2 separate regions of the Homo sapiens genome follow, and region 2 is linked to region 1. A link is a contact called in ENCODE Hi-C or POLR2A ChIA-PET data. All regions are on one chromosome and are shown on one strand. The core of a region is the stretch at or near the end of the contact, and the rest is flanking DNA. Distances in the headings are between cores, read along the strand shown.

Region 1 (4,987 bases), core at 1,227-3,726:
TAACTGGATAAGCAATATAAAGAAAAGAATTAAATTTCTGTTGTAGCAAAATTTTTTAAAATTCTGAAATTCTATTTTTTATAATTCTGGAGTATGTAAGTAGAAAATAAATAATTATTAAATAATTAAATAATAATATACATATACGTATACATAAACATGTGGTATATTGTACGTACAGTCTTTAGATGGGAAAATTCTTTATTAAGTGTAATTATCGCCCCCATTTCACAAATGAGTGTTGAGATGTGACATAACCAAATCATATATCTGAGGCTAAAATCCAAGTCTTCAGATTGCAAGTTTAATACTTTCTCCATGTACCATCGTGCCCCTGTATGTATGTTTGCATGTTTATGTTTAAAGCATAAGTGTATTATTTATTTATATAGAATATATATGCAGATATTCCTTGACTTGTGATCGGGTTACATCCTTATAAACATTCTTAAGTTGGAAATATTATAAACTGAAAACACGTTTAATATACCTAACTACCAAATGTCATAGCTTAGCCTAGCCCACCTTAAACATGCTCTGAACACTTACATTAGCCTACAATTGGGCAAAATCATCTCACACAAAGCCTATTTTATAATAAAGTGTTGACTATCTCATGTAATTTATTGAATACTGTACCATGGTTTCTACTGAATGCATATTGCTTTTGTACCATCATAAAGTCAAGTAATCATTAATTTGAACTGTCATAAATAGGGCACCATCTGTGTATGTATACATATTATTACTAATATGTACATGGGATTTTAACTTTTTTCAAAGGACTTTCAAAATGTTTATGTCTTTTATTACTTATAATGTCCCATGAATTAGATACAGCAGTTTAATGAACCCATTTTAAACCAATGTGCAGAGTTGCCAGGTTATCTATTAGTAATGTTATTAATGGTACAGAGCCTAGCATGAGAGTTGTTTGCCATATAATGTAGACTTCAAAGTCAGTGGACCTGGGGTTTAAGCATGACTAATGTACTAGCTATGTGACCTTCGCTTTACCTCTTTCCGTGTATGTCTTTCTTCATTTGAAAAAACGAGTATAATACCACCTACTTCGCCAGCACATTATAATCACTACATGAGATTCGTTGTAAGTGCTTAATACAGAATTTGACATATAATAGTATCAAAATAAGTGAGCATTGTCTATAATTTTATTACTTTTATTAGCATTAAAATTTTATCACCAGCCCCATGATATTCTGATCATCTTATAGTATAAATCATTTTATATTATACTATATTATTCTAGGAATCATGAAACTGCATTTTACTTACTTCTGTTTGTAATATAGAAATGTATTTGTGATTTATGATGCCAGAGTCAAACAATGATTGTTGGAAGAGAGGTTTCCCACCAGAAGTCCATGAAATTTCTGCGCTCAGATGCCTCCTTCCCTACAGCAAAGGCTGGTAGAGAGCAGTAGGCGGCACCCAAGTGGCACTAGGTCACAAGTGCCCCCAGATTTTGCCATCTCCTACTGGCTGAAGCCAAGCGAAGGCATCTGACTCAGCCAAGCAGAGGTGGAGAGGCTGCAAAGCCAGTATAGATGGCTGTTATCCCAAGACACTGGTATTATCAAAGGCAGTTTTCGAAGGTCATTGTTTCCAGAGTGCATTTGCTTTCCCCATTACCTGTCAACCTGGAAGAAATAAATAAATGTGGCCAATGGATTTGCTCTGGATTATGATTGGCCACAGCTGCTTAGATTGGCAACTTCCAGGGAAAATGCTTCTTAGTGTGCTGCTACAGACCCTAAAATTTTTTGAGATTGGAGTTTTTACATGAACTCCAACAAAAAATGCCCTAAACACACCTGACTAGGCATGAATTTTCATATAACAGGGCTTCCAGATAAATTATTTGCTGCATGGTATAATTAGAAAATTATTTATTTGCTTGTAATAAAATGGGAAAGAAGAGAGATTCTATGCTTTAGAAAAAATGAGATTCTATTACTAAATATTTATTCACTAAGATTTAATAGTTATTGACGGGAGCAAAATGAAATGCCTTGCTCAGTGAATGCAGAGACTCCAAAAAGACTATTTTTTCTTGTTAGAAGTAATTATACTAGTGTTCAAATTAACAAACATTCATCTAATAACTCTATATGCCTTTTAAACTAATACTGTTTTCATAGCCTTCTACCTCATTTCTTCCTTTCCAGGTTCTCATCCAATTCTTTAAACCTCTTCCCCAGATATACCCTCCATCTCATCATCTTTGCCCAATGTATTAACTGTTAAAAATATTCATCATTTATTGAGGACTTGCTATATACCACATACACATTATGCCGTTTATTCCTCTCAAGCCATGAATAGGAATTCTATGAGTAAACTAAAGCTCAGAGAGGTTAGGTAACTTGCCCAAAGGCATAACATGACTAAACAAGGCTGGGGTCAATCTCATGTCTTTCTGATTCCGCAGACTGTGTTCCCACCCGCATTCCACTTCCTCGTGCTGGGCTGCCTCTCTTCAAACACAGAATATCACAAGACAATGAATCAAGCATAAATGAAACTCCCAAAATCCTCATTCCTCTCCCTTTCTGTGGCCTTTGGTTGAAACATGCCTTTTGTTTGTTGTCTGTTTTGTAAATACCACTATAAGCTCCATGAAGACAGAAGCCAGTCTGCTTGCCATTCTCTCATTTGGAGTACAAAAGTAATATAAATTTTTGTTAGCTTCTCAAGTTTATTCTTTCACAGAATTCTATTTAACCAGACCGGGTGCGGTGGCTCATGCCTGTAATCCCAGCACTTTGGGAGGCCGAGGCGGGCTGAACACCTGAGATCAGGAGTTCAAGACCAGCCTGGCCAACATGGCGAAACCCCAAAAATACAAAAATTAGCCAGGCATAGTGGTGCGCACCTCCCAGCTACTCAGGAGGCTGGGGCAGGAGAATCATTTGAACCCAGGAGGTGGAGGTTGCAGTGAGCCGAGATTGCACCACTGCACTCCAGCCTGGGTGACAAAGCGAACCCTATCTCAAAAAAAAAAAAAAAAAAAGAAAGAATTATATTTAACTAGAATTTATTTACTCCCAGATTTTGTTCAGTATTAGATTTTAATACTCTATAGCTTAGCAATTGTTTTAACACAATAGATAACCCCTGCCAGTAGACTTGTACTCAACTGAATGGAGCTTGGACACAAAATAAATGTTATAAGAGAGGGTCTATCTTGCAGATCTATTGAGCTCCCTTCCTTGTAAACTGTAAGCTTGACTCTAACATGTTGCTTTCTGATCATGAAGCTAAATTTTTTTTTCCTAAGAACAATTTAAGGTTACAAAAGACTAAACGTTTTTTTTAAAAAAACCCAAAATATCAAAATATTCTCTGAACTAACCTTTCCTTTGCTTCCTTTTGGGTCCTGAGCCAGTTCTGAAAGGGCTTCTTCCCATGTGTCAACACAATGCCTCACCAAAGTTTGGGTTCATAAGAATCCCTGGCCTGACTATTGGTTTGCATGTATGATTTAGTAAAAACCTGCTGGGAAATATTCAGTTTGACCCTTTTTTCTAGTCTTGTTCTTAATACTGCTGAGAGACCAAGACTGATTTTTTCCATATGTTAGCTATAGGAATGATCAGTTAAGCACCTTGACAGCAACAGGTGTAAGGCGAGGGCCCCAGAGGGCATTAACAAAAGACTGATGGCCCCCTCCTCATCTGTGTATGTATCATTTAACTAATCCAGCCTACAACAACTTGAAACCAAAAGGTGCCTGGGCTATTTTCACCAGCAAGTAACTTGTTTCCAGGAGTGGGTAAGATTTTCCTTCACAGGCCCCAAAGCTATCACCTTTCTTTTTCCCCCCATTCTCCTTTTATGTGTACTCTCTTAACATGACCTTATTAGATATTTACATATTGAAAACTGTTTTATATCAGCATGTGGCAGTATTTTCCAAATTGTTGCTCCTAGCCACCACAGGGAAAAAGGATTCTATGTTCACATTTTAGAAACGTAGCGGTAAGTGCTATTCTTTAAAGCAAGATTTCTCCAAGTATTAATATGTCACTGTGCACTGGGAACGTAAGAACATGATACAAAAAGAAGAGATCCCGGGATGCTTTGACTGAAACGGCTCACAGACTGGACTATTACAGGACACTGAATCACTGGAGGCAAAGCTCTCTCATACACAGACTGGAATTTGGAGTTGCTCAACGGCGTGGTTCAGCTTCGGGTAACAGCCAGGCCCTCAGCACACCCTGCACGCTCGTTCTCCCAGGACCTGGTGCACACTTTGTGGCTGGTGTCACTCTTCTTTTTACTCCAGCCCGAGCCCAATTTATTCCACCCACCCTCCTTAATCCCTGAAAAAGCAGTTGTCCAGAAGACCTCCAGGGCTTCTTCCTTCTGGTGCATGTTGACGTGTCTGAGGAACACACTTACTATTAATCAGGCAGCTTACCTGGGTTTAACCCCATAATCGAAATGCCTCAGAAAGACTCTCTTCCCTTAACCACACTGTCCCTGGTCAAATTTTACGAACTACCCCTATTAATCTTCCCTCTTTGAAACTTCTTTCTTCTGCTCTTCTAAGATAAGCCAGCAAACAAACTGTTCCCTCTTGTTTCCTATCCCAGCAGCATCCGTTGGTCTTTTTTAATGCAAGATATCCTCCCTTCCTTCCTTCCTTCTTTCCTTCCTTCCTTCCTTTTTCTGTCTTTCTTTTTTATTTTTTGAGACAGGGTCTTGCTTTGTCACTCAGGCTGGACTGCAGTGGCACAATCACAGCTCACTGCAGCCTTGAACTCCTGGGCACAAATCCCTCCACTTCAGCCTCCCGAATAGCTGGGACTACAGGCACATATTACCACGTCCAGCTTTAGTATTTTTTAAATTTTTTGTAGAGACAGAGTCTTGCTTTGTTGTCCAAGATGGTCTAAAACTCCTGGCCTCAAACAATCCTCCTGCCTCAGCTTCCCAAAGTGCTGAGATTACAGACATG
Region 2 (4,852 bases), core at 575-3,074, 3.8 Mb before region 1:
CTTGCTGTCTCTGGGATTTCAAGTGCTATTACAATGGTCTCCCCCAGGGCACATTAAAGGACTGGTGAGATCCCTAACTGGCATGGCTCCAGAAGTGATGTGGAAGTTAGGAAACTCAGGCAGTCATTGATTTCCCAGCCCCACTGACGCTTTTCCTCTATCTCCTGGCTGAGAAAAGAAGACCAGGAAGAGCCGTGAGGGACTTCCAGGGTGGCATGTGGCTGTCTCCAGCACACGTACATAACCTGGATTATATCTGTAACAAGCTATGCTGATGGATCAGCAGGTTAACCCAAGCTGAAAAAAGCAGTCAAGCACTTCCTTTGGTGTGTGAGGCAGAAACCAGGACATCTGCTGGTCCACCAGGGGACAAAAATCAATCCTATTTCACCAATGTGTCTCCTCCGTGTGGGGAGTATAGGGCATTGAAGGTGGATGAGAATCACCATCCACCTTCTGCTGCACAGGAAAGACAAGGGAAGACTCCAGGGAAGACAGAGGAGGAAAACGTCGAGCAGCCCCAGGTGGATGTGTCTGTGTGTGTGTGTGTGTGTGTGTGTGTGTGTGTGTGTGTACCTTGACAGTGGGTAGAGGAAGGGAGAGGAGGGTTGAGGTCTTCCCACTAGAGGAGTGAAATGAGCAGAACTGAGAAAAGAGGTCAGAGAAAAGAAAGAGGAACCTACAAGCCACCACAGAATTTTCTTTCCCCAGAGAATGGTCTCTTGCCCGACTAGGGGCTGGGTATCCTTGTGAAGTCACCGGAGGTTTTCAAGGGGTGGGCTTCCTGGCTTCAGTAGACTCAAGGTCCCTAAGGTCCAGTTAGGATAGGCGCCTGGGAGGGCTCCCGAGTTGGAATAAGAGTCGGAAGAACTGACAGGGCTGGGGGCGCACTAAGCACACTCTACTCCTGAGAGGTGAGGGTGGGGATGTTGGAGGGAAAAAGGGCTGCTTTTTCCTGCCTGCAGGCTTCAGATTCACAGGGGATGTGAGGAGAGGGCGGAGGAGGAGGAAGCAGCGGCTGTTTATGCTGGGAAGATGGCTCAGTTGAGAAGTGAGGCAGATGTGGCCTCAGAGGGTCTGGCGGATGGCTGCCGGGATCACCGGGGGCTGGACTTTGAGATGTCCAGGACGAAGTGTTGCCCTTTCAGTGCTGCCCTCCCTGTGTCTGCTGGAACTGTTGGAGCCGCAGTGCAGCCTAATTTTGACTTCAGGTAAAATAATTCAATATACTGAGGCCCAGGGGGAACAAAGCAAGGTCTACTCCATATCTCTGAACAGCTGGTGTCTTTCAGTGCCTAAACTCAATCAGAATCCTGGGAGCAAAAGTAGCTCTCCAGTGCAGTCCATGCAGGTTACTTCTTGCAACATAGAGGTGACTGAAGCATGGTAAGCAGATCTAGAAAGGCAAACATCTCTAGCAGATCTAGAGAGGCTAGCCAATGTTAGCTAGCAGTGTCTTTATGTTGATAAACCTATTCAGAATGTTAACTTTGTTTGTTGGTTTGTTTGTCCATTTTTGTCTCCCAGGCTGGAGTGCAGTGGTGCGATCTCGGCTCACTGCAACCTCCAGTAATTCTCCCGCCTCAGTCTTTCCAGCAGCTGGGATTACAGGCTCCCCATCGCCACACCCAGAATTTTTTGTAGAGACGGGGTTTCGCCATGTTGCCCGGGCTGCTCTCAAACTCCCGATTTCTTAGTCTGACCAAGTCAGGGTTTAGCTATTTCTTAGCGTAGCAAGTTGAGATTTATTCCAGTTTCGATTTCTAGTTGTAACAATGCTGGCTTTAACCGTGCCTACGTAGTCGTTGCAAGTTCCTGTTTTGTAATAGGAACCCCCATTATAGCCGTTCGTACGGTTTTTAAGTCTTGTAGAAATCTGGGTACTGGAGAATGTAATTAAAAAAAAAATTTAGCAGTGCCTGAAATCTTTTAGTCATACCAAGTGTGATTTCACAATAGAGATTCTCGCCCTGGCTGTGCTTGTGATTTTTCACTCATGCAGAAGTTGAGGTGTCTAGGCTACAGGAACTTTTTGGTGTCGCAAATACCGGTTTAGCCATGGCTGTTTCTTCTTAATCCGAGGAATTTTCGAATAGGCGCAAGAGGCACAGGTTTAGTGCTAATACAAATATAGCCGTAGGATCGCATCGTTCAACACTGCAATTTCTTTGTAGGGTTATTTGTATGTTTTGTATACTCAAAAAAATTTTTTTTGATGTGTCTTTTTCTGGGAGCGAGGTTACTGGTGTATTTTATTTTCATTTCTGTTTGCTTTAAAAATTTATTTTATTTTTTATGTAAATGTTATGTATTTTATTTTTTCTTACCCACTGCCTTCCCCAGGAGAGTAAATGTGGCATAATTTCTTCTACTGATTTTGAGTATCATGTCTCAGCTTCCTACTAACTAGCTTTCTCCCGTGAGTCGGGGAGCAGAGCTGGTGCCTGGTCTCTAGGGTTCTCTTCCGCGGCTCTGTGCCTATGTCGAGCCAGCAGTTTCGCATCAGCACTTTCGCCAATAGCGGAGACTCAGTGTTTTCTCGGCTGCTGCACCGCTGGAAGCGCTGAACACAACAGAACGTTTCGGCGGGGCGCTGTGGCTCACGCCTGTAATCCTAGCACTTAGGGAGGCTGAGGCGGGTGGATCACTCGAGGTCAGAAGTTCGAGACCAGCCTGGCCAGCGGGTGAAACCCCGTCTGTACTAAAAATACAATAATTAGCTGGCCGTGGTGGCGCGTGCCTGCAATCCCAGTTACTCGGGAGGCTGAGGCAGTATGCTTGAACCCAGGTGGCGGAGGTTGCAATGAGACGAGATTGCGCCACTGAACTCCAGCCTGGGTGACAGAGCGAGGCTCCTTCTCAAAAACAAAACAACCCAGAACGTTTCTTGTTCACAAGACTCAGAAGTGCTTTGTGGTAACGCTTCCCCTCTCCTAGCGCCGCCACTTTCCCCGGGCTGGCTGTCTCACGGTCTCAGCCCAGTGATTGGCCGAGGAGGCGCTCTTTCAGCACTTTCGCTGGAAGGGCTTGGGCTCGGTTTTTCTGCCACAGGCGTTTCATTGGGTAGGTGCTTTCTCGGTGGAAGCACTGTACAACCTTCCAAGCCTCGATATTTCTCAGAGACGACGATTTCTTAGTGGCAATACCTTAACTGCACCAAAAACTAAAGTTTGCCGCTGGGTACTCCGCTAGTCGTTCAGTGTCCGCATTTGCTATTGATGCAGGATTTTTGCTTCTAAGCTCAGCTATATCCGGGTCCTTGTCTCACGATCAGGAGGAAGTGGGCACGCGGATATCGAAGAGTGAGTGGAGTAGAATTTATTAAGCGTAAACGAAAGCTCTCATAAAAAACAAGGGTCCTGAAAGCAGGTTGCCGGTTGCTCCTTAACGGCTGAATACAAAGGCTTTTATATGAAAGCTAAGGAGGCTGGGTTCCCTGTTTGTATAAGGCGAGAATCCCGGGTGGCTCCATCCCATTCCCCCAGTGCGCATGCGCGCTCTTAATCCGCAGCAGGCATGCTTAGGCAAGTCCCTTGTGCAAGTTCCCTTATCTGCACAAAACACCAGTCGGAGGTTCTCTGGGGACCCTTCCCTTACAGTCTCCCTAAAGCTGGCTAACTCCTTTCACTATGTCCCAGTATCCCTGGTTCCTCGGACTGGCACTTTCTGAGTCATAGCACCGCTCATTCGTCCGAGCAGAATTGATCTCGGTGGCAGCACCTCTGGTGGGTCAAGCCTGCAGCTTCTCCTGAGCAGTTTCGTTAGTTTTTGGGTCCTAGAACCGCTAGTGGTACCATAGCGGCTCTTCATGGGTTGCAGGACGTTTGCCAACTCCACCCCACGCTGCCTGCCTAGGTTCGGCTACGGGGCAAAAAGAACAGACTCCTGCAAAGGAAGAACCCCGAGGGTTGGATATTTAGGAAAGACGTCCTTTGCAGTGCCACGTCCGCGGATGCTGCACTTGGCTTTCTCCTCCCTCCTGGGGAAGAATTGATGTTTACTTCTCCCCACTCTCCGGGCCGCATTATCCAGGGATTTCGGGGACTAGATTACCTGAGATTTTAGCGCTTCTACTGGATCATCCTTTTGGAAATAATTATCACTTACAATAATGTCTATCCGGGCCGGGTGCGGTGGCTCACACCTGTAATCCCAGCACTTTGGAAGGCCGAGGAGGGTGGATCACGAGGTCAGGAGATCGAGACCACCCTGGCCAACATGGTGAAACCTCGTCTCTACTAACAGTACAAAAATTAGCCGGGCGTGGTGGCGCGCGCCTGTAGTCCGAGCTACTTGGGAGGTTAAGGCAGGAGAATAGCTTGAACCGGGAGGACTGCAGTGAGCCGAGATCCTGCCACTGCACTCCAGCCTGGCAACAGAGCAAGACTCCGTCTCAATAATAATAATAATAATAATGTCTATCCATGTTCTTTAAAAAAGTTTGCCTTCACTATTCTTTATCAACGTTTGGTTGTCTTTCTCAATAAAATAATAGAGAAACATCAAATGCCTTTTGTTTCTTTTGTTTTGTTTGGTTGTTGTTGTTTTAGGATCAAGACCAAGTCAGAGGTCTGTTGCTGGGTAAGGAGTGCAGGTAGGAAAGAAGCCAGGACTCCTCCCACTTACATTCCTTGATTCCTCAACCCAAGCACATACTTGGTAGGACTGTCTTTGGCCAAAAGCTTTTATCTTTCCAAGTTCTTCCTGGGCTCTGACAAGTGCCTGGGAAGTGGTACAGTAGTCCCCAGCTCTACAAATTGCTGTTCTGGAGGGTGGGTTGGCAGAAATGTTGGCTAGTTGAAATGTGAGTGGGGCAGCTTAGGTAGGCAATGATTACCTAAAGACTGTAAAG

The links. A loop is a pair of places that touch in the nucleus more often than their neighbours do. ChIA-PET counts read pairs that join two places held with the same protein, here RNA polymerase II (POLR2A). Pooled maps may share reads with other maps.
Region 2: a loop to region 1 is called in a pooled map, with 4 times the contacts of the local background. The contact joins two enhancer-like sites. A Hi-C loop is called at or near these places in 3 of 168 maps with a recorded cell type or tissue (CD4-positive, alpha-beta T cell and naive thymus-derived CD4-positive, alpha-beta T cell) and 4 of 50 pooled maps. POLR2A ChIA-PET finds 5 or more read pairs at or near these places in 4 of 52 experiments (T-cell, activated naive CD4-positive, alpha-beta T cell and activated naive CD8-positive, alpha-beta T cell).

The regions. Positions count from the first base shown.
Region 1 is chr5:39,194,256-39,199,242 of GRCh38, reverse strand. The region is part of intron 2 of FYB1 (FYN binding protein 1); the gene reads left to right. Among named protein-coding and RNA genes, the nearest start is that of FYB1, 23 kb to the left of the region's middle. RefSeq lists an enhancer at 4,402-4,696. Within about 2 kb of position 2,476, at least 8 of the 41 ENCODE cell types and tissues checked have a DNase peak (open chromatin) inside an H3K27ac peak, as active enhancers do; they include CD4-positive, alpha-beta T cell, where a contact is called at or near this core.
Region 2 is chr5:43,006,388-43,011,239 of GRCh38, reverse strand. No RefSeq gene overlaps it. Among named protein-coding and RNA genes, the nearest start is that of FLJ32255, 15 kb to the right of the region's middle. RefSeq lists enhancers at 555-1,055, 3,524-3,573, 3,059-3,911 and a silencer at 2,994-3,083. Within about 2 kb of position 1,824, at least 39 of the 41 ENCODE cell types and tissues checked have a DNase peak (open chromatin) inside an H3K27ac peak, as active enhancers do; they include CD4-positive, alpha-beta T cell, where a contact is called at or near this core.